Regions from separate parts of the Homo sapiens genome. Here region 1 is linked to region 2. The links are chromatin loops, found by intact Hi-C in ENCODE. Cell type or tissue: testis. All regions are shown on one strand. Each heading gives the region's core, and the rest is flanking DNA. Links, peaks and the distances in the headings are about the cores only. Region 1 holds the start of LOC124902330 (a long non-coding RNA gene). Region 2 overlaps ASTN2 (astrotactin 2).

Evidence for each region. Hi-C counts contacts between places; a loop is a spot of excess contacts. Peaks named below come from ENCODE experiments on the same cell type or tissue, not always from the same donor. Only the 100,000 strongest peaks of a DNase experiment are listed, where the experiment ranks them.
Region 1: a loop joins it to region 2, with 4 times the contacts of the local background. A loop is called at or near these places in 1 of 110 quality-filtered maps.

What each region holds. Positions count from the first base shown.
Region 1 is chr9:117,430,423-117,442,421 of GRCh38, reverse strand. It overlaps LOC105376242 (a long non-coding RNA gene), which reads left to right. Exons shown (of 4, transcript XR_930282.3): 4 at 4,668-11,931. It overlaps LOC124902330 (a long non-coding RNA gene), which reads right to left and starts at 4,343. Exons shown (of 3, transcript XR_007061904.1): 1 at 4,190-4,343; 2 at 4,020-4,086; 3 at 2,008-2,046. In testis, for the core only: no CTCF peak of the experiment used is centred there; a DNase peak (open chromatin) is centred at 6,551.
Region 2 is chr9:117,369,418-117,381,416 of GRCh38, reverse strand. All of the region lies in intron 1 of ASTN2 (astrotactin 2), which reads left to right. Among named protein-coding and RNA genes, the nearest start is that of ASTN2, 40 kb to the left of the region's middle. In testis, for the core only: no CTCF peak of the experiment used is centred there; no DNase peak of the experiment used is centred there.

The DNA of each region.
Region 1 (11,999 bases), core at 2,404-10,403, 61 kb before region 2:
GGAACAATGAACAGGTCCAAAGCCCCCAAACCTTAAATTCCTTGGGCTGAGAAACAGAAACATGAACAAGGCAATGTCCTCCAGAGACATCAAAGAATAGTCACATGATCCAAGACCATTCCTGTTAAGTGTCTCTGATGTTTCATTTCTTCTTTTATTGAAGGCACATCATTGCAGCTACTTAAAAACTCCCTGTAAGTAGAAATCTTTCCCTATTATGGAGTATTTCTCCCATAAAATCATACAGGCGTAGGCTGTTTATGGAAGCATGAAACATTCCTTGCAGAAGAAATAATTTTGTATTCATGATGGAAACATCTTCAGGCTCCATTTGGAAATTAACACTAAAGCTGTGTTCCTCCACCTTTCTGGTCTGCAGGGCTCACCTCCCACCTCTCCACCTGTGCAAGGCGCAGCTCGTACCCCACACCTCCTGCATAAAGACTTCCTCTGCTGCTCCCATCCTCACCCACCTTTTCCTAATCTGACTTCCTCTGACCTCATTTTCTCAGATGCATGAGATACCCTCTTGCAATGAAAAGCAAAGGGAGCTCTTGCCACTTTTCACCTGTAAAGATTCTTTTTTTGTGAGATCTGTCTGGAGCAGGAGGCTGGCACATAAAATGTGTACTTAGCATTATTCTTTTATGGAAGCTAAAGGCTCCTTACCAGGGCTCCTCTGCACACAGAGGGCTCAGTCTCAGTACCAAATTAATGTGTAAGCCAATGCAGGGCCCCTCGAGGATGTGTCCTCTCTATGAGATAGGGTCACATCAATAAGCAATGCAGGGATGTGCCTGTATCTCCTAGAACCTGCCGCTTCAGCTATTCATCATAGCAAGTCATGGTGTTCAGACTAAAAAGAACATTGTTCTAAACCTGCATGAATCTCCTCTGATCTTGAGCTTGTTAGTAGCAGAAAGGAATGAACACAAGTCTAGAGAAGACAGTTTTCTTAATTGTGTTCTTATTTGGTACCAGGGAGAGAGCATTACTTCTTTAAATCACCATAGCACTGTGTGCAAGCCACTTTCTCTGAGTGATTCTTCAGCTTTAAAATGGAGTGATGGCAAAGAACGTATGTTATTTCCTCCACGAAACACTACTTCTTAAGAGCTCAAGTCCAGAACCCTTCATTCTTCCAGGTAAATACCTAAACATTTGGAAAGGTGATTATCAAATGACCCTGGAAAGTGCTTATGGGTCAGAGGTCTTTGTGGGTGTAACTCAGATTGGTGTAAATCATAAAGTTTGGAACTTCTTAGAGACTGAGCAGTTCAGAGTTAGTGTCAAGTCCCCTGTGAAGAGGCACTGAGAAGCCACTGGGACCCAAAGCTACATTCACATTTGTTTTCTCTCCTGTCTGTGCCTCTGCTCCTTCTTCCACAGTCACAGGTATTCATAGCCCTCTGCTTTTCCAAATCATGATGGCTGACACAGCCCCCAACTCTTCATTGCTTTTTCAGAAGCAGTGCCCAGCAGTAGCTGACTCCGTCTTCCATTTACTCAAACCCAAACTCCTGAAAGGGGAATCTACTGGGCCTAGTCTATTGTGTCTGGGTCCAGCTGCCTGTTCCAGTCAGCTGTGGTCAGGCTGAAGAGCTCGCTGGGCACATGGCACATAGCTCAGCTGTGCTCATGCATTAGGGGTTATGTAAATGTAGCTGCTCTAAGGTGGGATATAGGCAGAATAGGATTTTAAAGCTGTATTGATAATCTTTTGCTGCATAACAAATTGCCTGTAAATTTAGTGGCTTGAAACAACAGTAGACATTTATTATCTCACCGTTTATATGGGTCAGGAATTTGGTAGCAGCTTAGCTGAGTGGTTGTAGCTCAGAATCTCTCATGCAGTTGAAGGCAAGATATCAGATGGGGCTATCATCATTTGAAGACTAGACTGGGGCTGGAAGGTCCACTTCCAAGGTAGTTCACTCACATTTCTAAAAGTTGATGCTAGCTGTTACCAGGCGTCCTTGGCTCTCCCCATATGGGTCTCTTCATGGGCTGCTTTCATGTCTTCATGACATGGCAGCTGGCTTTTTTCTAAACAAGGAATACAAGAGAAACTAGAGTGAGAGCCACAATGTCTTTTATGACCTAGCCTCAGAGGTCAAACGCCATCATTTCTGTAATATCCTATTGGTTACACAGATCATCCATATTCATGGTGGGAGGGGACTATACAATGGCATGAATACCAGGAGGTGAAAATCATTGGGGGCCACCTGGAAGCTGAGTACCACAAGAGCCAGCACTAATACAGGTTTCTAGACACAAAAAAGCAACATTTTCATTGAGTAGATCCTGCCAGTATTTTTCCCTTGGATGATCAAGATGTTCTCTTTTAGATTCAACCTGAATCTCTCTTGTTTTAAATGCAGAATTAAAACCAACTTTGTGTGCCTTAGAGTGTGAGATGCAGTACAGCTGGTTAACTACATATTCATGATTTGTAGGACACCATTTACCCAAGAGATCTGTTCTAATTTCCCTGGAAATGTGTTGAAGGAGCCCCTATAGAGAGCAGGAGCAGTGTGAATCTCCAAGGAGTGGGTATCCACATGTATTAATTGATGACAGTGATTGATAGGTTGTCGAATGGAGGAAATATTCTTTAAGAAGGTAGGGAAGGAACAAAAGAACTCATGGCTTCTATATGGATAATCTGAACATTCAAAGCTTTGACATCTACAACATTGGCCACTTTTTCATAATCCAAACTTGGCAAGCAAAACTAGGAGCCAAGTAGAAAATAATAAAAGAAAATTATATGTGTTCAGTACCAAGAAGCAATGATTCTAGGAAAAAGTTAAATTCCAAATACTGAGCTGTTAAAATAATGTGTGCTTCAGACTCCTTAGGAATGTGGGAAAAAAAATTATGGCAAGACCAGAAGTCTGGAGATCTGTCTCCTAATCTTCAAATCAGGTGTACTTTTATTGGATTCTTTAATGTAGGGTGGACCATGACTAAAAGCTGTATTTTGAATTTTGATTTAGTTGTATAAAGAGCCATTGACTAAGAGCTCTGTCACTTGCTAGCAGTGAAAAATTGGGTAAGAAACATTCCCTCTCTAGGTGACCTCTGTTTCCTCATCTGTTAAAAAAAAAAAATGGTAAATGTACTTACCTTGTCTGCTCCTCAATGTTGTTGCAAGTATCAAATCCTGGAAAGCACTTATAGATTTGTCAAAAGCCCAGGGAAGTTCCTTACTGGCTCAATAAGGTTGAGAGACCCTTGCGATGCTTGTACTTTGAAACACAGCAGCACCTACATGTGAGCTGCAGAGGGGCTATTCCAAACACCAGACACACAAATCAATATGGCTATCCTCCCCAAGGGCCTCAGTGGTAGCTATCATTATCATCATCATTTTTCTTTTTGGGCTCTCTGGACATATGAGGAGCAAATCTTGGACTAATCTCTCTTTGGATCCTAGAGTACAGGAAATAAAGCTCAGAACCTGAGGGTATGTGTTTTTCCCCCTGTAAAATGGAGACTTGGAAGATGCAACTTTGTTAACAGAAAGAAAAAAAAAGCAGGCACCAATGATAGTAGAAAGAAATAAGGAGGAAGGATAGGGCCTTCCTGATGCTGTTCCTATTTCTAGCATCCTTTGTTTCTGAGGTCTAGCTGCACTCCCTGCCCTGAGTTTCTCAAGAACTATCCCCCCAATCTCATAAAAAATTTCCCCTTTCATATAAGTATGTGTCTGATTTGTGTTATTTGGAATCAGAATAGCTCTAAATAATGTCATTCCTATCAAAAGAATTAATTTTTAAAATGTACAATTTCCATAGAATTGGTATTGGCTTTCTCACAAGAGAATATTTATTATTGAGACATAGGAGCACTCTTAATCATATTAATGATAATCATATTAATGATGAAGAATGTGGACTCAGAATCCAGAATACCTGGGCTCAAGTCCTCGTGCAAATCCCTTAGCCTTGGTGTGACTTACTCTTTTTTATTTAGCAAATGCTCATAATAATAATAACAACAATAAAACCTACCTTCGAGGACTGCTGTGGGTGTTAAATGAGTTATTACACAATCAAGGTCACTTATCATTGTTTCATCCTATGGGGAAAAAAAATCACAGAATTCTTAGCCCTAGCTCCATTCTGAACTTTTTAAAAGCCAGTTTATTAAACACGTGTAGGGGAGGTGCAATGTAGAATACCTTTTGAGTGCTGAAAAGAGTTCTCTGTAATAATGGGATGACTTCAAAGTAATCAAAATTTTATGTTGAAATCGGCTACTGTTGCCATGTGGAAGGCGGCTGAGACCCCCAAGCTTCAGATGGGAAGCTCCAAGTGAAAATTTACGTCCATGCTCAAAAATCCTGGAAACAGGGATGGATAATTGAGATTCTGGCTGAAGCAGAGTGAACAAAGACACTCTAATTAAATTCTGCATAGGAGCTAATTAACCCATTTATGTGTTTTCTTCCTTTGTGCAATAGTGGAAGCACATTATCAGCATTCATATATTTGCAAGTTATCTGTATGGGTGTGTGATTTTTTTTTCCCCCTTGAGTAATACAGGAGGAGGTAGATGCCCTCCATGGGATCTCCCAGCCATAATTCATCTGTCTGAGGCTTCTGCTTAGTTTCAACATTAGCTCTGGGAAGCTCATACATGCTTTGCTCTTCACACAGACATAAAAGTCAGCCTGGATGGCTACCACCACTAATCAGATTTGTCTGCTGATGCAAGGCCCTTCAGTCATTCCAGAACTGGTAAATGGAGTCACCCTGAGGACAGGCCCTGCTGCTGATTGATGTCCAGTGTGGGCAGCTCTCTTGGCTGCTCAACATTCAGAGAGGCTCTCCTTGTTTCAGTGCTAAATGATTGACAGTCAGGGTGAGTATTTCAGGAGGAAGAGTCCCCCGCCCACTCCAGCCATGTGGCAAAGGTATTTGCTTCCTTGGGAAGGAAGTGATTTATCTGTGGGAGAACACTGTTTGGGCAAAGTTGCGTAGGAACAGCGTCTGTCTCTGCAAGCATGTGTGTATGTGAGTGTGGGCATAAAGCAGCAAGAGTGGAAGGTAAAGACAACGTGAACGTCATAAAAGAACACTTCTTTTTACAAATGCTTGAAAACATTCGATGCTGAAAGACTTCAGACCACATAAATGAATTTGCACCTAATTCAACATAGCTATACTTCTTTCTTTTTCAGAATTAATGAGCCTGCCTTATCATTAGTTTTATCATAGAAACTATCACAGAGAAGAAACCATCTTAGAGAGAAATCGGTGGAAGACAAGATGAAAAAGGAAAAATAAAAAAGACTGGAGGCAGGGGAACATGGAGAATGCAAGTGTGTTTGCATTTGCACCAAGTTTGAGTTGAAAGGCTTTATAAGGATTTTGAGCAGCTGTATAAGTAGTTAGAGCTAGATATGTGTATATGTGTTGCCATTAACCAAGTTACTTCAACATTAGCCTTATGATTATATGCCCTAGCATTCAGATTCAAGGAAGAAACAGTTTCTCTGGAGAATTTTGTTCCTTAGTGACTGATTTCAGTTGATTTCAAGGTAAGCCAGGTATGTAACTAACTTTTTAAATTTAGATGAATATAAGTTTATGTTATTAATGATTATTTGTTTATTCATAAAATTGACACTGACATGTTACTAAAATACAAGAATCTCAATTTTATATTGAAGAAATTAATTCATTAGGTCAAACACATAAAAATTCTGAAGTGAAAATGATTCATGTGTCAAGTGGTCATAATGTAAGACCCCAGTAAATATTCCACAGTAGGTTGAGCTAATGGCAGTTGCTTCTCAGTACACATTCAAACATATTTTCTCACAATCTAGAGAGTTCATCTACACTGGGCAGAAAGGGCTAGATTGATTAGCAACCAAAGGCCTGAGCTCCATCGCTGGTTGCATAACAATAGCTGTGTGACCTTTGATAAGGTGCTTAGCCTCTCTATGCCACTGCTTTCTCACCTGTCATGTAAGTGTAACAATGTCTTTCTCACCTGTCTCATATTATTGCTATGCAGAAGAAATGAGATTTCATTCTGGAAGTTCTTTAAGCCCCTGAACAAAATGCAAGTTTTTATGGATCCACACACACATACACTATTCATGATCATGAATACATAATGTACTCTGTTTTGAATATGCTGTAGGTGTTTTGTGCTTTGAATGCTTGTGCCTGGAGATCCCAGCCCATAACAGCACACAATAGGTGTCCCCTGTGGGGGTAACCCACAGAGTATAACTCCCAGAGTATAACCCAGGTGATATTCTGCCACACCTGTGCTCTGACAGATGGTGGTGTGGAGAGAGAAATTTGCCACATCAACACATGCCAAGGTAAGGAGAACAGAGCCACGTAATAGCAACACCAAAGCCTGTCTGTCCATTAAGCCAAGTCAAATGCCACTTTCTTCACATAGCTTTCTGGGGCTTCTTTCTCCTCCTGAAGGAATTAATTTCTTCTGAATCTGTGTACTTGTTTCACTCTGTCGATGTGGCCTTGAACTTTCCGTACCCATGCCAACCCCAACAGCATTCAGCTGGCACCCAATAAATAGGATTCCAGCTCTCTTAGAGTCTGCAGCCTCAGTTCTGAAATTCTGGCCTGACCCTGAGTCATTCCTCAGATTAGATTTCACCCTATTTGTATTCTCCTGCCTTGCAACTTCCAGCCAAGTCAATACATAGTTACCAAGCACTTGCTATTTGCTAGGAGTGTGCTAAATTATGGGGTACGGTAATGGACAATAATTCATGTCTTTTGCTCTCTTGAAGATTAGAACCTAATGAGGCTATAAACAATTAAACAATTTCAATCTTCAAACTAAGGAATTTATAGGGAAATTTTCAAAAAGGGTCCAGTATGAGATATATGAGATCTATGGGCTGAGAAGGTGTTAATTAGGTGAAAGTCTGTTTAGAAAGGCAGAATGTTCCAAGTAATACATCTAGGCAACAAAGGAGAACCTGTTACATTTAAGAAATGGAAAGACACTCGGTTTGGACAAAGCTAAGTACTAAGCAAAAGCCAACTTCTTTACCTATTTCTCTACTTCCAGCTTCACCTTATATTTGGTACCTTCATACTTAATGTTGGGCTCTGTAACTCCCTCCTGTACAGCCTCTTAATCACCTCCCCAGTTTGGTCAACACCAAGATCCCAGTTCCTTTTGATCCCCAAACGGACTAATTTCCTCTTGCCTTATAAATGGAAACTGATCTGTCTCAATGTTTTTTTTTTTAACATGTAATTTGCATCACAATGATCCAATTTGAGGGCACATATTATTTTTCTTATCAGACTGCCAAGGAACAGATGATCTTTGTATTTCCTCCCAAGTACCTAGAATAGTGCCTAACAATACATTTGTATTTTCCTATAACAAATTTCTATCATGTCACTTTCTGGTTTAAAATCCTTCAGTGACTCTGCAGTACATTTTAGGACAAAACCCTATTCCAAAATACAGGCCACAAGTCCCTCATGTTCCAGCCCCATTAGCCTGCCAGCCTCACCAAAGGCAGAAGCCCTTTGCCCTCCTCACTTCCCCTTCCACTTACAGGAAGCACTCAACTTCTCAAGGCTTCTTGCTCCTTCCTGCCTTTGAGCTCCCTCACATGCCATTCTTTCTGCTTGCCCCACCCAGCCCCACCCAGCCAGACTCAGCCCTTCACTGTGGCTCATCTTGGAGGTCTCAGGTTACATATCACTTCACAGGAAGGCTTTCCCCAATACTCACTTAGTTGCTACTGCTACAATATGGCACTTATTATGCTTTACTGAAATTACTTGTTGAAATGTTTATCTCTCCTGCTGAGGGTATCTCAGCCTTGGTATGATTGACATTTTGGACCAAATCATTCTTTGTGGCGGGGGCTGTCTTGTACATGGTAGGTTGTTTAGCAGCATCCCTGGCCTCTACCCGCTAGATGCCAGTAGCACCTTCCCCAGTTATGACAGCCAAGAATGTCTGCAGACGTTGCTAAATGTCTCCTGGGGGGGCAGTCACATCCATTTGAGAGTGACTGTGCCAGATCATTGAGAAGGTAAGGACTGTGTCTTGAATAAGTAGTGAATACCACTGTATCACAACCTGGCATTTAGTGGAAGGCTACTGATCATGTGTTGCATGAATGAATAGAAGTTTTTACTATAAGCTCCTACTGAATGAATGAATATTAGTAAGAAAACTGTGTCAGAAACACTGGTAGTTCAGAACCCTGCATTTTTATTTAATGAAGGGTGGAACCTGCAAGAACATGGTGGTCTCTTACTTTGGAACCTGTCTCCTCCTTGCCTGTTAATCGGTCCTGGTCCTCTATTCCCCCCACCCCCAAACATACCTCTTTGGGCTGCCCTGTCCACCCATCTCCCCTCTACCAAGCAGAAAAAAAAGGTTCCAGCTCCCTGAGCTTTCTTCTTCAAAGACATTTAAGCTTTTAATGCGAATCCTGATTAATTAACAAGGGCACGGGACTTACATGCATTTCAAGTTGCTTTTATCTCGTGAAGAAAAGAAGCCTTTTGGCAGATACTTTCTGTTCAATGTCTAGTTCAGTATTTCAAAGGGCAAGCTGTGATGGGCTGAGCGGGTTACCATTTGTGTGTGTGTGAAGGGCAATGACTAGTAATTAAGGGACAGACCCCTTTATGTCAACTTAAGAAAAAAAATTAATCTCAGCTTCATTTCAAGCTGGGTTTGGTGTTGAAGGGCAGAAGCAAAATAGAAAGGGGGTACACTGTATGGTAATGGCTGGATCTCTTTGGCTTTGAATGAAAAAGCTAATATTTGTTGAGAACCTACTGTATACTATATCAGATCCCCCCAGAACCCTGTGGAAGAGTCAATATAATTTAATTTTACAAAAACAAAGTTTGGGAGGCATCAAGTTATTTGTCCAAAATACAACAAATAGTCCAGCCATATTCAGAATATGGTAGATCTGAATACATTCTTTCATCCAAAACTTCCGGCTTAGTCAATTGTCTGCTGCTATAATAGATACCACAGACTGGGAAATTTATGAAGAAAAGAAATTTATTTGGCTTATGGTTCTGGAGGATGGACAGTCCAAGGTCATGACACTTGGATCTGTTCGGCCATCTGGTGAAGACCTTGTTGCATTCTCCCATGGTGGAAAGAAGAAAGCAAGTGAGTACAAGAGATAGAGAAAGATAAGGGCAGAACTTACTCTCTTATCAGGAGTCCGCTTCTATAACCCATTCTAAAAATAAAGCATTAATCCATTCATGAGGGTAGAGCCCTCATAACCTATCACCTCTAAAGATCCCACTTCTTAATACTGTCACAATGGCAATTAAATTTTAACGTGAGTGTTGTAGGGAACATTCAAACAACAGCAACTACAACAACAACAGACGTCAGCTCCTGTGTGTCTTCCCTTGCTCATCTATGCCTACCAGAATAGAATGAAAGAAGGGTTTATTTGATCCTGTGTTCAAGTCATTCATTTATTCCACTAGGCAATCTGTCAAGATCTCATAGATTAAGGGCTCCTACAGCAACCTGTACTCACCCTATTTTACCCTTTATCATACATTTTTGGTAAGTAATCTTTTTATTGTTCAACTTCCCAAATAAAATATAAACTTTTAACAAACAGGGACCTTGGCTTTCTTGTTGAATTCTGTATCCTTAGTGTTTCACATGGGGACTGACACAAAGTAGGTTTCAAGAAATAGTTGTTGAAGTAAATATTTCCTTAGGACCTACTCTGCTGAGATTACTAGTTGCCTTGTATCATAGTAGGTCATACTTATCCCTTCTTTTTAAGTAACATAATTCTCATTTTAACCTGGAAGGCCATACTAAGTGGCCAAAAGACAACCCAGCTCCTGTGTCATTAAGAATAACTGTGTAAATCTGATTCATGAGATGTAAACAGAAATGTTGTGTTTCACTTCCATGAAGTCTTTTACTCCATCCTCCTCCTTAGATCATGCATGTGATGGCTGGAACTCAGTCATTTTGGACCATGAAGACCAGACCCACACGCTGGGGCCTAAGAAGCAGAAGTATGAAAGCCACCTGGATCCCTGAAGACCATGGAATTGTTAGAACAATTCTACTCTATCTGTAGACTTGTTTTATTTGAAAGATAAGTAGATTTCTGTCTTATTCAATTCACTGATTTTGGTTCTTTGTTATTTGCAATCAAATCTAATTCCAGTAGATACAACTCCTAAGTGCAGAGCACTGTTCTAGGGATTGTGGGGCATGCTGACATGGGTCTCATGCCTGCATAGCACTCATAGCCTGCAGAAGAACAGCAGTGCTGCCATATCTGATGGTCATTTGACACACTGAACTCCAGCCATATCAATTTTCTTTTCAGTCCCCAAATGGCAGTCACCACAAAAGAAGAAAAGATAAAGCTCTTAGTGGGATCTGAATCAAGAGATACCACTTACAGTGGAAGGAAAAAAGATCATTTTCATGGAGGAACTGCCCTTGAATTTCGCCTTGAATATTGATGAGTATTGGAATCTGCAGAGACTGGGATAAGGTTGGGATGAGGTCGAACACTACAGGAACAGAAAATATGGAACATGTTTGGGAGCAGGCCAGGGATTCTGTCATATAAAGTGCATGAAAAAGCATATCATGTAATATTTATGATTATTGCTCTGGAGTTAGACTGTTTGGGTTTGAATCCCAGATCCAGTGTTTACTATCTATGTGACCTCGGCTGAGTCATGAACTTCCATGAGCTCCATTCTTCTCACCTTTAAAATGAAGATCACAACTCCTACCTTCTTGGCTTGTTACCAGAATTAAATGAGTTTTTATGTGTGGAGGGCTCATGAGAGTGGCTGTCCCAAATAAGCATTCTCTAAATGTTAGATATGACTGTCATCCCCTTAAAACTGCAAGAGTTAGTTGAAACCATAGCAAGCCGAGCCATGAATGCCATGTTAATGCATGTTAATGCCATTATTATAAAGGTACCAAAAAGCTGCTGACAGTTTGTGAGCAAAGTTGTGGATGACATTATCAGAGCTGTATTTTAGGAAGTCTTAATATGTCAACATATGTCATACTATTATGTTTTCTCTCCCCCGCACTCCATTAGCCCACTGACCTAGGTGCCTCTTCCTCCCGGAACACACCAGCATTCAGCAATTCCCCAAGGTCCCTCCCCTGTCTCCAAAGCTGTCTGCCTGATCACTGACTTAGGCAAAGCTTCCTACTTTTCAGAGACCTGTGAAAGGGAGCCAACCCCCTGGCTCACAGCCCCTAGCCCTAGTTGTTCCCATGGACTTGCTGAAGGATGTGATTCTTTTGCCACTCTTCCACTCCTCCCCCAATTCCTGCAACCCCCTCAGGAGTGGTGTTCTCAATGGTGACATTGTGACTCCAAGCCATGAAATATAGGCCAGTTATTGCATCATAGATGGATTATATGAGCCTTTTATTTTCTTCTTGGTGACAACGGGAACCATGCCGCCTTCACAAGAGCTGGCAGAGACAGTTGACTATATTGTATGCTATTAACTGAATTATGCCTCCTCAAAATTTGTATGTTGAAGCTTATTGACTGTATTTGGAGATAGGGCTTTTAGAAGGTAAAAGTCAATAAGGTCATGAGAATGGGACCCTAATCTGATGGGGCTGGTGACCTTATAAGTAGAAGATATCTTTCTCTTATCTCTCTTTCTCTCATTTTCTCTCTCTTGTTCACTCTCTCTTCACTTCCCTCCTTTTCTCTCTCCCCCCTCTCCCTTTCTCTCCCCCCCTTTTTGAGCACATGTGCCAAGGAAAGGCTATGTGAAGACACAAAGTGCCACCTACAAACCAGGGAGAGAGCCCTCACTAGACACTAACCCAGATGGCACCTTGATCTTGGACCTCGAGCCTCCAGGACTGTGAGAGAATAAAATTCTGTTGTTTAAACCACCCAGCTTGTGGGATTTTGTTATGACAACCTGAACAGACTAATCCATTGTATATACATTTACAGTTGG
Region 2 (11,999 bases), core at 2,346-10,345:
CCACCAGGCCCCACCTCCAACACTGGGGGTTGTATTTCAACATGAGATACATGTTGGAATGTATCTCATATTGGATGAGGCAAATATCCAAGCCATATCACTTGTGCCACTATCACCATTATCCACTTCCAGACCATTTCATGACCTCCAAAGAAACCCCACAACCATTAGCAGTCACTCCTCTTTTCCCCATGCTGTAACCACCAATCTATTTTCTGTCTCTTCAAATTTTCCTATTCTGGACATTTCATATAAGTGAAATCATACAATATGTGGTCTTTTGTGACCTTCTTTCACCTAGAAATGTTTTCAAAGTTCATCCATATTGAAACATCTATCAGCACTTTATTTCTTTTTATCAACTGTATGGATAGACTACATTTTATTTATCCATGCATCTGTTGATGGACATTTGGATTGCTTCCACTTTTTGGTTATCGTGAATAATGCCTCTATAAACATTTGTGTACAAGTTTTGCATGGACATAGGTTTTTATTTTCCTTGGGTATATACCTAAGAATGGAACTGCTGGGTATATGGTAATTCTGTTTAAGTTTTTGAGGAACTGCCAAGTGGTTTTTCAAAGTAACTGCACCATGTTACCTTTCCATCAGCTACTAGGTTTCCACTTGCTCCAGATCCTCACCAACACTTGCTAATGTCTGTCTTTACCCTAGTGGGGTGAAGTGGTACCTCATTTGCCTAGTTCATGCTTACCTATCCTTTAGACCCACATCATATATCACTTCAGTCAAAGAAGATGTACCCAGCAGCCCCACCCCTGACCAGAGCAGGTTATCTTTTTTTTTTTTTTTTTTGAGTCTTGCTCTGTTGCCAGGCTGGAGTGCAGTGGTGTGATCTCAGCTCACTGCAACCTCCACCTCCTGGGTTCAAGTGATTCTCCTGCCTCAGCCTCCCGAGTAGCTGGGACTGCAGGCGCACAACACCACCCCCAGCTAATTTTTGTATTTTTAGTAGAGACAGGGTTTCACCATGTCGGCCAGGATGGTCTTGATCTCTTGACCTCGTGATTTGCCCACCTTGGCCTCCCAAAGTGCTGGGATTACAGGCATGAGCTACCATGCCTGGCCTGGTCATCATTCTTTTATAGCATCCTGTGATCTCTTTCTCCAGAAAACTTATCATGCTTTGTGAGTTATACGTTTGTTTTTATGATGCTCGATTACTATGTGACCACCACACTCAACTCTAAGCTCAAGGAAGGTAGAACCCTTCTATTGTATTTTCAGATTCCAGCACGGTGCCTTGCCTGAAGTAAGTACTGTGGAGTAAAAACATAAATGGATCCCTTCATCTTTTTCAGAGCCCACCTTCTCCTGCTATATCCTCTCACATCCTGTTGTTTCTCGTTCTCTAAAACCTTTCACATTAGTGTCTCATGTTTTTCTCCTGATTCTTGCCTTGATTCTTCTTATCCATCTTCTACAGAGTTGTCAGATTGATCTTTGTAAAGTACTATTTTAAAAAATATGCCACTCCCTCCCCTTCACCCAGAAAATATCCATAGCTATCTATTATATTCCAAATAAAGTACAAACTTTTCAGCCATGTTAATGGAAATTCCCCAAGGTGATAAATCCTATCATCCAGCTCTGATAAAATATATAGATGAGAGAACAATTATGGAACTTTCTTCTTATTTTATCTTCTTTTGAATTTTCTCTCTCGTTTTAAGTAATTTGGCATACATCTCAGTGCTTCTAATGATCTACATGCTCCTGGAGGACAGGATAGCATCTTATTCATCCTTGGACACCCTGCCATGGCTCACAAGTGCCTGGTTTGAAGCAAACTCAGTAAATGTTTGTTTACTTCAATTACATTTTATTATTCCTCCCAAGAGAAACATTTACACTGCTAATGGAGGCCTTCGAAGGCTTAACTGGAAGGATTAAGGGTGGAGTTCCAGTCATCTAAGGCAGGATGACTGGAGAGAGATTTTTGGAGCCAGCCAGTCACCATCACTTCACCTTGTCAAGGCTGCCTCTTCTACATAAACCTGGGGCTAGTTCTCCCTGAGTCAGTGGGTGGTAGTTTAGTAACTCTCCTCACCAGCCGAAATGAACACCGGGTCCCTTTGCTCCTGCAAGGGGCGTCTTGCCTCACAAGCCTTTTTCGCTGCCTACGCCCGGCTCTAGACTGTCGTGGTGGGGAAGCATATCAAACTCTTTATTTCTGATGACAGCAGTTTGACTCAAAGACTGCATTAGTCTGTCCTCAAATGGATATAAAGAAGTACCCCAAAGGCTGGGTAATTTATAAATAAAAGAGGTTTAATTGTCTTACAGTTCTGCATGCTTTACAGGAAATATAGCAGCTTCTGCTTCTGAGGAGTCCTCTAGAAGCTTCCAATCATGGTGGAAGGCAAAGAGGGAGCATGACGTCTCACACGGCAGGAGTAGGAGCAAGAGAGAGCAAAGGAGGAGGTGGTGCATACTTTTAAACAACCAGATCTTGTAAGAACTCGCTATCCCTAGAACAGCACCAAGGGGATGGTGCTAAACCATTCATGAAGGATCCGTCCCCAGAATCCAATCACTTCCCACTAGGCCCCACCTCCAACACTGAGGATTACAGTTGAAGAGATTCGGGTGGGGACACAGATCTAAAACATATCTAAGACATATTTACTTTTCCCCTTGATGAGTAGGAAGGACCCAAAGGTATTCAGAGAATTTGGGAGGGATAAAGTGTGGAGAAGGTTTCCAGAGGTTCTTAAACACTGCCTTGGTGGGTCAAGGACAGAGCAGAAACTTGAACCCCTAGTTTTAAGACACACTCAGTCTGGTTTTCTCCCACCTTTTCCCAAGAAGGGGGCAGTGGATATGTGTTTGTTGAAAAGGAGGAAAGGGAACAACTGATGTTCGTAATGTCTCCCTGAGAATGGTGTTTTCTTCATACTGCAAATAAGGAGTCAAAGGCTCAGTGTGGAAAAGCAACTTGGCCGAGGCCACAGGCCAGCCAGTGGCAGAGATAGCATCCTGAACAAGACCACCACAACACATTATTCCCAGGTATTGTGTCATATAAAGTTCCCCTGCTATCCAGTGGAAATCTGCCTCCATAACATGGACACCCAAAGATCTAGACCTTGAAGATGGTGGAAACACTCTGGACTAGGTACCAGGAGCCCTGGATCTACTCCCTGACCCCACTCTGTGATGTTAGACAGGTCTCTTCTTCTGTCTTGTCTGCTCTCCCATCTGAGAAATGATGATGTGAACCTACCTGCCAAGCCTTTTGTTGTTCTCATCACCTGTGGAAATGAATTTCATTGTTTAATTTATACTTTTCAAAATTACAGAATTAACATATAAAGCCATTCCTTTTATAAAAATATAAACGCAACAAAATCATGTGGGGTAGAAAGTGATAGTTCCATTCTGCATCCCCTTTCTCACTTTCCTACCCAGAGACTATCACTGGTAACGGGTGTTTATTCTTCTCACTTATTTTTCTCTTTAATTATAGCCACATGTATGGATAAATCCAAATATGCATCTGTCATTTCCTCCAATACAGAATCATTGCGCTATTATTTTGACACTTGTATGTGTATCTTTGTTTTTTACTTTAAAATGATTGGAAATCTTTCAACATTAGAATATTTGGATCCATATCATTATTTGTAATGACATTATTCTGTAGTATTGATTACTATAATTTATTTCCTATTGATGGACATTTATGTTATTAAAAGTATGCTACAGTGAACTTTTTTGTGTATATATTATATATATATATTTATATATAGCTTCTTGCCATGTGCATTTCTGTAAGTTACTCAGCAGCAGTATTATGAGGTCAAAAATATGGACTTTTTAATTTTCATAGATATTGCTGAAATGCCCTCTTAAAAAGCGATCCTAATTTACACTCAGAGAGTCAAGGTGTAATTTTAGATATGGCAACAAATGCATGGGACGTTTATGGGTTCAGGATGCTGTCCATCACCAGTCAAACCACCCTCTGCAAGCCATTAGCAATTCTGTTTACAGGTGAGGCGGGTCCTGCCCCAAGGGCCTTCTCTGCCTGGTTTCCTGCAGTTTAGTGCCTGCATAGCTTCCAAAACAGGGTTTTAGAAAAGGCTTTGCAGAATGGGGAGGTGGCTTGGTTAACCTCCTGCCCTATTCAGAGCCCTGGGCTTCCTGAAACAGTCCCAGTGGATCGCCAAGGGCTGGCCAACAGCTGACTAATAGGTGCTGTGGCATCTGGCCTCTCTCGGCTTTCGGCCAAATCCCGAGGAGTTCAAAAGACCTCTCCAACTCCCTCATCCATTCCTAGCAGAGGCCCACCACTGAACTCCCTGAATAATGCATTGCATTTATCCCCTCTTGGTCTGATGGATGGCTGAGCTTTTCCTTTATCCACCTGCCTTCCTTCGTTTGTCTGCCTGGAGTTTCTAAGCTCTCAGCTGTACCTTGAGCATAGGCAAGAGAAGGGAGTGGTTGTTTTTTTTTAAAGATTAGTTGCACAGCTAGCGGTCTGTCTTCAAACAAAGGCCAGATGTCTTTGTTTCTTACTCTAAAACCTGAAATCAGGACAGAGGAGAGAAAATAAAAATGCCTACCATTTATTGAGCTCCTATGATGTGCTAGATGCAATGTTGGACACCACACAGGCATTATCTCATTTTTTCTTCCCAAGAAAACATCATAGCCCCGATTTTCCAGTTCAGAAACTGATCCCAGAAATGTGACACAGCCTGGTTGTGACTACAGTCAGAAGATCTGGAGCTTGAATCCATATCTAGTCTATTTAGCTCAGGCTTCGCTCCTCCCACAAATCCTGCTTTGCCTGGCTGCTGAGAAGGAAAAATTTTGCCTTTTGTCACACTTATCAACATTCAGCTAACCCCTAAATATTTCTTGGTATTTCCTAAAATGCAAAGTGGCAGATCACCTACAACTACTCCCATCAACCCAGAGAATCACCAAATCTGTCTTAAAATCATTCATAAGGATTATTCATTTTGAATTGGCCATTTATCCATTTGAAAGTGCCAAATGGTTTATCTGTCTGACATTTTCCTGGAGGCGACATACTATGGGAAGGGGAGAAAATGGAGTTTGATATTGTACTAGTTTGGGTTCAGATTCCTATCTTGCCACTTACACATGTCCCAAAGTACTCACTTTACCTCTATGAACCTCAGTGTCTTCTTTAGCAAAATGAGCTTATTAGGGTTTCTACTACAGTTAAGTGTGCTTCTGCCATCCTGTGGTGGGCTCAATAATGGTCCCCCAAAGATGTCCATATCCTAATTTACTAACCTGTGAATATTCTATGCCATATGGAAAAAGAGACTTTGTAGATGTGATTAGGTTAAAGATCTTGGGATGAAAAGATTATACTGGATTATCTAGGTGGGCCCTATGTAATCACTGTGTCCTTATAAGAATCAGGCAGTGGCATTAGACTCATCGAGGGGGATGTGAAGATAGACATACAGAGAGACTTGAGGGCTTTGAAGTGGGAGGAAGGTGCCAGGAGACAAGGAATGAAACTCTAGGAGCTGGAAAAGACAAGGAAAGGGGCTATCCCCAAGAGCCTCCAGAAGGGAATGCAGCCCTGCTGACACCTTGATTTTGCCCCACAAAAGCCCACTTTGGACTTCCGACCTGCAAAACTGTTTGCACTGTTTTATGCCACTAAGTTTGTGGTCATTCGTTACAGCAGCAATGGGAAACTCACACACATCCTCACTAAGTGGTGGGCTTAAAGTCTGTAGGGCAGATGGACTTGAGCTTGAATCTCCTGCTTCTGTACTTGCAAGCTGTGTTTCACTTTTTCCTTCTTGAACTTCCATTTCCTCACGTGCAATACGTGGTTAATGATGACTCTAATAGGATTTATGAGGACTGTATAAGATCATGTGTTAAACAAAATTCCTGGCACAAAATAAATGCTTGCTCGTGGAAGTTATTATTTTCCTTGACCTACGACTGTGAACTGGTGGTACAGACATTGGTTGTGGAAGGCTTTGATGAGCTTTGTGTAGTCAAATGGAGAAAACATGGGCTTTTGTGCCAGAGAGACAGAGTTTTGAATGCTGGACTGTGGTATTTGTTAACTCTTTGACCCTTGGAGAATAAACTTGAACTTTTGTGAAGGATGATGACCTTCCAAACACAAATTCAGGCAAGGTTAAATGAATATACCATGCAAACTCTGGCCCAGACATTTCCCTCCAGACTGAGCCCTAGAGGGCAGGCCAAGGACTCTTCCCTTGTCCATCTCTCTGTCCTTACAAACTAACAGTGTGTGGTGCATACATGTACAGGAGGATGTTTCTTGTTGAAACTGAACGTGCTGGGAGGGAATTTGATCTAGTACTAACTAAGTAAACCCCAGTCTAGGTAAGGATTTGGGATTAGGGAGATCCAGAGGAAGAAGGATTGGTTCTAAAGATGATCTTGGTAGCTGAGTCAACTGGAAAAAGACAGGGTGGGGAACCACAGAAGCTGAGCAGGATCTGAAATGATGGGTCTTCAATTCTGGGTTGACAGTATTCGGTTTGTCCAGATAGTCAGGCTTCTGGTCAACCTGGATTATTTCTCCTTCATGCAATGCCTACAGCTCCTCTTTTCCTTTGGTAGGTGCTCCTGGTGAGAAACTAGCCCTTATTTGTACCTTACTTCTGTTAACCCCAGGTCTCAAAATGAGGCTTTATTCAGCAAGACTATACCTCTCCCAGTCCTGCTGCATTGTCAATTTGCCAGGAGGATTAATAAAATGACATTGCAAGGGGCTTTGAGCTCTACCAGACTTGGTGCCTTCTTTTGTATTTGAATTATTTCCATCATTATTCTTTGTTTACTGCCTTTGAGTTAATTTTCAAGCCTTGCAGCTATGCAGCCTCTCCCAGTCCATTTGAATTAATTTTGTGAGAAACATTTTTGAGTTATTGTGGTCCAGATTAAGTCATCTTGTGATCTTTTCATCCATTGTCTTTGTAATTCTATTGAAAAGCTCTCATGTTTGCGGGCTGCGATCTGTGCTTTTTTTTTTTTTTTTTTTTTTTTAACCCTGCCCTTATGCAGCCTCATAATTCTTTTGTTTTCCTGGGTTGTGTCCAATTTGTTAATCCTTGTTATAGAAGAGCAATAAAAATGGCAAGACATGGGTCCTGCCAGCATGAGGCAGAGACTGGGGTGAATCCCAGCTCGAGCAATGATTAGTGGCTGTCTTGGATGATTTGCTTCCCCATCCTAAGCCCTGCTTCCTAGTCTGGAAAATGGGAAGAATCCAGGGCTGGCTTACAAGTGGACGATTGAATGGGTTGCTATATCTGAAAATATCTGCCACATAACAGTTGCAAGTATTTCCCCCACTTTCTTCATTCTTAAAGCTTCTATTTCATGTATTTTTCCCCTTCTGTCTAAAAGATCAATATGACATTTGATGTTGTAAAAAATTTAAGCGTATGTTCTGCTGCTGTTCTTCAGTGACTTCTCAGAAATAATCATTAAGTGCTTCAGTAACTCTATTAGCTCTTCCCTGGAACATGTTAGGATATGTGCTGTCCAACCTGCTAATTTGTGTTTTCCCCCAAATCCCTAAGTATTTCCTTAACTGCTTTCTGTCGTAGATACTTCTGTGAGATCTTAATTACTTCCTAATTGTCCACATTTCTTTTCTTTTCTTTTTCTGGCAAAATACAGATCATAAAAGATGAGATCAGGACCTTTGCCACCTTAGAATCATCACTAATTTCCTTTCTCCCTCATTATGAAGGCAGGAATATGTTCCAGTTTGCTGTCTGATTTCCCACCTGGGTTCCTTCTATGAACTCTTGATAATCTCTGCATCTCTATAATCACATTTCCCCTTCAAAAGAGGCCTTTCTGAATGGATGTTCCTCACATTACAAGAGCATATTTCACTGGTCTGCATCCCTTAGTTTGACCTTGAAGTTTTCTACTACAATGGATAATAGTTTACTGGTATCTGTTAAATACAAGGCACCCTGGGTGGTACCAGGGAAGCCAAAATAAAGATAACCCTTTCCTTGGCTTGAGCACCTCACACAGATAAACATGTTCTCAAATAACAAATAATAAAATGTCATTAAAAAGCATCTTAGCAGCCAGTGGAACACAAGCAAGACTTAACGGAGTTTAAGCAGATGGGTATCACAAAAATCTATAGAAGTCTTTTAAGGAGTTTGTTTATAAGCCATAATTTCTGCATCTGTAAATGGAATAATTAACACTGACTTTTCAGTATGGGCATAAAATTAGATAAATTTTAAATGCGTGGCTCATACTTAGCCCTCAATAATAATGAGTGTGTTCCTCTAATAACAATGATGCGAATGACAGCAATGAACCTTGCCCCATGCTCACTTTCAGGTGGCAAATCAGGGAGCACCATCATCCCCAATGTAGAAATGAGAAAACTGAGTCTCAGAGAAGTTCAGTGACTTACCAGACATGATGCTACATCTAAGAAGTGTTAGAACCACGAGAATCAAGTAGAAATATTCCGGTTCCAAATCCAAGTTTTTATTTTGTTCCTCTTTGTTCCAATGTGCTTACAAACAAGAATCTGCTTGAGGAATTTGCAAAGGATTCCTCCCTGCAGCCAACACCATCCAGGGGTTAGCAGGGAAAAAGTGACAAGCTGCAAACCCTAAGGGTTTGGTGCACAGATTAGCCAGAACATATTTAAAAATTTTTAAATCTATTAATAATAGATAAAATTAATTCAATATCATGTATTCAGAACCTGCTATGTGCCAGGCATTTTATTGTATTGTATGCTTTGTATTTATCATCTCATTTAATTCTTGTAACATTTTGAATTACGTACTGTTATTATATCCAGTTTGCAGATGAAAGGAAACTGAGGCTCAGTGAGATGAAGTGAGTTACCTAAATATACATAGCTAATAGGCAGCAGCATTAGCATTTGAAGCCTTCCAATTCAGGATTCTAGCTTGTGATTATGGAAACATCCCTCACCTCTCAAATGGCCATATGAATGGGGTCCAGGAGTGCAGATCTAGCCATTGCATCAGAAGGTTTGGTAAGACTTGCTAACTAGTACCAATATCTGACTGATCATTGACTTAGGCTCCTTCTTCCTTCTTCACCCTCTGGGGGAAGATTCAATGAGCCAGTAAATGATCAAAGGGCATTGGAAAGAGAGAGGAAGAGGCAGGTGCAGGGCTAATGTGCCAAGGACATAATCACCCTTTGAGTCATTGCATTGACTGGATGCTAATGTGCACACACTGGCCTCGGGGACTGCAGTCGGGCCTCTTACAGCTTCTATATTGAGGATGCTCAACAAGGCACTAGAAATATCAGTATCTACTTTGCCAAGTAGTGTTAAAGATTCCCTGCAAACCCTACTCAGTTAGGACCAGTCTACCACTTCTCACAAATGAGAGAAGGGAAGCTCCTTTCGGGTGAATGCTCCTGAAATGCAAGAACTTTGAGACAGGTATGCAAGGCAGACGAAGAGCCCTGCCTGGGTGTAGGAGATCATCACTGGCTCTCTGAATGAACCTGTGTGAAAGGTGGCGGGTGGGGTTTCTTCTCTCTGAGTCTCAGTTATTTCCTCTGTAGAATGAGAAAATTACACTCTACAGGAGCCTCCTTAATTTAGCATCCTAAATCCACTGATGATCCATCAGTGCTTTGACACCTAGCAATAATAACAATTTTATGAAATGCTTTCCATCTTTCAGACACTAAGTGCTTCAGGTATTATTAATCCTCACGACAACCCTATGAGATGAGATGTGACTCTATTCTGACTTTACAGATCAAGAAATTGAGGCACAAGGAGATTCTGAGCCTTGCTGAAGGTCACACAACTATTGGGGGGAAGATGGGATTCAAATCCACGTTATCCAGCTCCTAAGTTTGTGTTTTTAACTTCCTTGGAAACATTCCTTGGAAACATTGCTCCCCAACTGGCTGTCAGCAGGTGAAAGGACACTTTACAGGAATAGCACTACGAGAATTTGAGGCCTTGCTATTTTTGTTCAAGTTTTGCTTGGATTAGGGAGGCAAGGCAGGGAGGGATGTTACCATATTAAAAATATATAGACCCTTTTAGTTTTTATGTTGGGATGAGTTTGACTTGGAATGAAAAATCCCCAGTTGTGTGCGGAATGTCCAACTGGATTTAGTCTTGGCCTTCCCTCGGGATTGTTATGGGTATTTGATAATGTAGGGACATCCAGCTGGGTTTACTCTTGGCCCTCCCTTAGGATTGTTATGGGTATTTGATAATGTAGGGACATCCAGCTAGGTTTAGTCTTGGCCCTCTGTTGGGATTGTTTTGGGTATATGATGAAGTAGGGACATCCAGCTGGGTTTAATTTTGGCCCTTCTTTGGGACTGTTGGGGGTATTTGATAAGGTAGGGACATCCAACTGGATTTAGTCTTGGCCTTCCCTTCAGATTGTTGTGGTTATTTAATAATGTAGGGACATCCAACTGGGTTTAGTTTTTGCCCTCCCTTGGGATTGTTGGGGGCATTTGATAATGTAGAATTTAAGCTTAGGCCAGGAGTTGTGGCTCATGCCTGTATCCCAGCTACTTAGGAGGCAGAGGTGGGAGGATGACTTGATCTCAGGAGTGTGAGGCTGCATTGAGAGAGCTATGATTTCATCACTGCACTCCAGCCTGGCCAACAGAGCAAGACTCTGTCTCTAGGGGGAAAAAAAAGAGTTTGACATGTGGGGGTTAAAGGAACCTGAATTTAATTTCTGGACACTTATTAGCTGCCTGATCTTAAGCAGATTACTTAATTACTCTGACTCATTTTCTTGTTTATATTTAATAAAATAGGAGCTATAATAGTACCTACTTTAAAAAGGTTTTGTGAGTATCAGATGACTGAATTAGGTAAAGTGCTTTCTAAACTGTAACATGTTCTTTGGAAGATTGAAGAAGGCTAGAACATGGATGACATTTTTGGCCATCTATTTCTTTTTCAGATACTTCTTTCTCCCAGTACCACCCTGAGGACTCAACAACAGCTTAGAGGCCGTGTGCCTTTGGTGTTCACCGAGGCATTGCTGGGCCAGGGAGAAACAGGGTGATTGATTTGTTTTCCATTGACTGTGCATGATGAAAAGTTGCTTTTGTTTTTTGTTGTTTTTTCCCTTTTCTTCTTTTGTCCTGGGAATTATATTTTTCGTTGAGTGTTGTTAATGGAAAGCACTGAACCAAATTCCCTCAAATTGAATTTGGCTGTCTGAATTGTCTGTTCTCCATCTTCTCTTTCCCCGCCCTCATCTACCTCAAAGGAGGAGCCTTCACATTTATATTCATAATCATTCATGGGCTTCCAAGTGGGGTTAATAGAAGGGTGGCAGTGTGGAGGGAGGTGGGTAATATACCTGGACTTAGGGCCAACCTGTAGCTTCCCGCTCATCGCTTGTTAACTAGCGTGCCATGACAAATATGAATTTTTTTTTAATGTAATAAAGAGGCAACCTGGGCCTGTGGAATCCCCAAAAGACCAGAAGTTAGAAGGGTGTGGATGGGGTTCCTCCTCTAATGCTTAACAGTGTGTGCCCTTAGGGAAATCAATTCTCTTGTTAAAGCCTCTGCATCCCAGTTTATTAACAGGAAAAGTACCAAATGATCTTCCTGCCTCAGTAGAAGAACCTATAAGACTTCACTCACTTACTCATGTGTTCATTTATTCTTTTAGCAAGTATTCATCAAGTGCCTACAGTGTCCCAGGGACTGTGCTTGGTAGTGAGATTATGACTCTGAACAGGATATAGTTTCTGCCTTCAAAGAGTGTTTAGTCTAAAAGAATGACAGATAATAGATAGTAGACAGATGACTTTAAGATCATATAATATGTCATACTTAAAGCAAAAATGGCCTGGATTGTGGGGTCAGGCAGGCAGGGTCTATATGATCTTGGGCAGGCTATTTGACCTGTAGGAGCCTCAGTTTTCTACCATATGAAATGGGTATTGCAACCTCCTTGCAGGGTTATC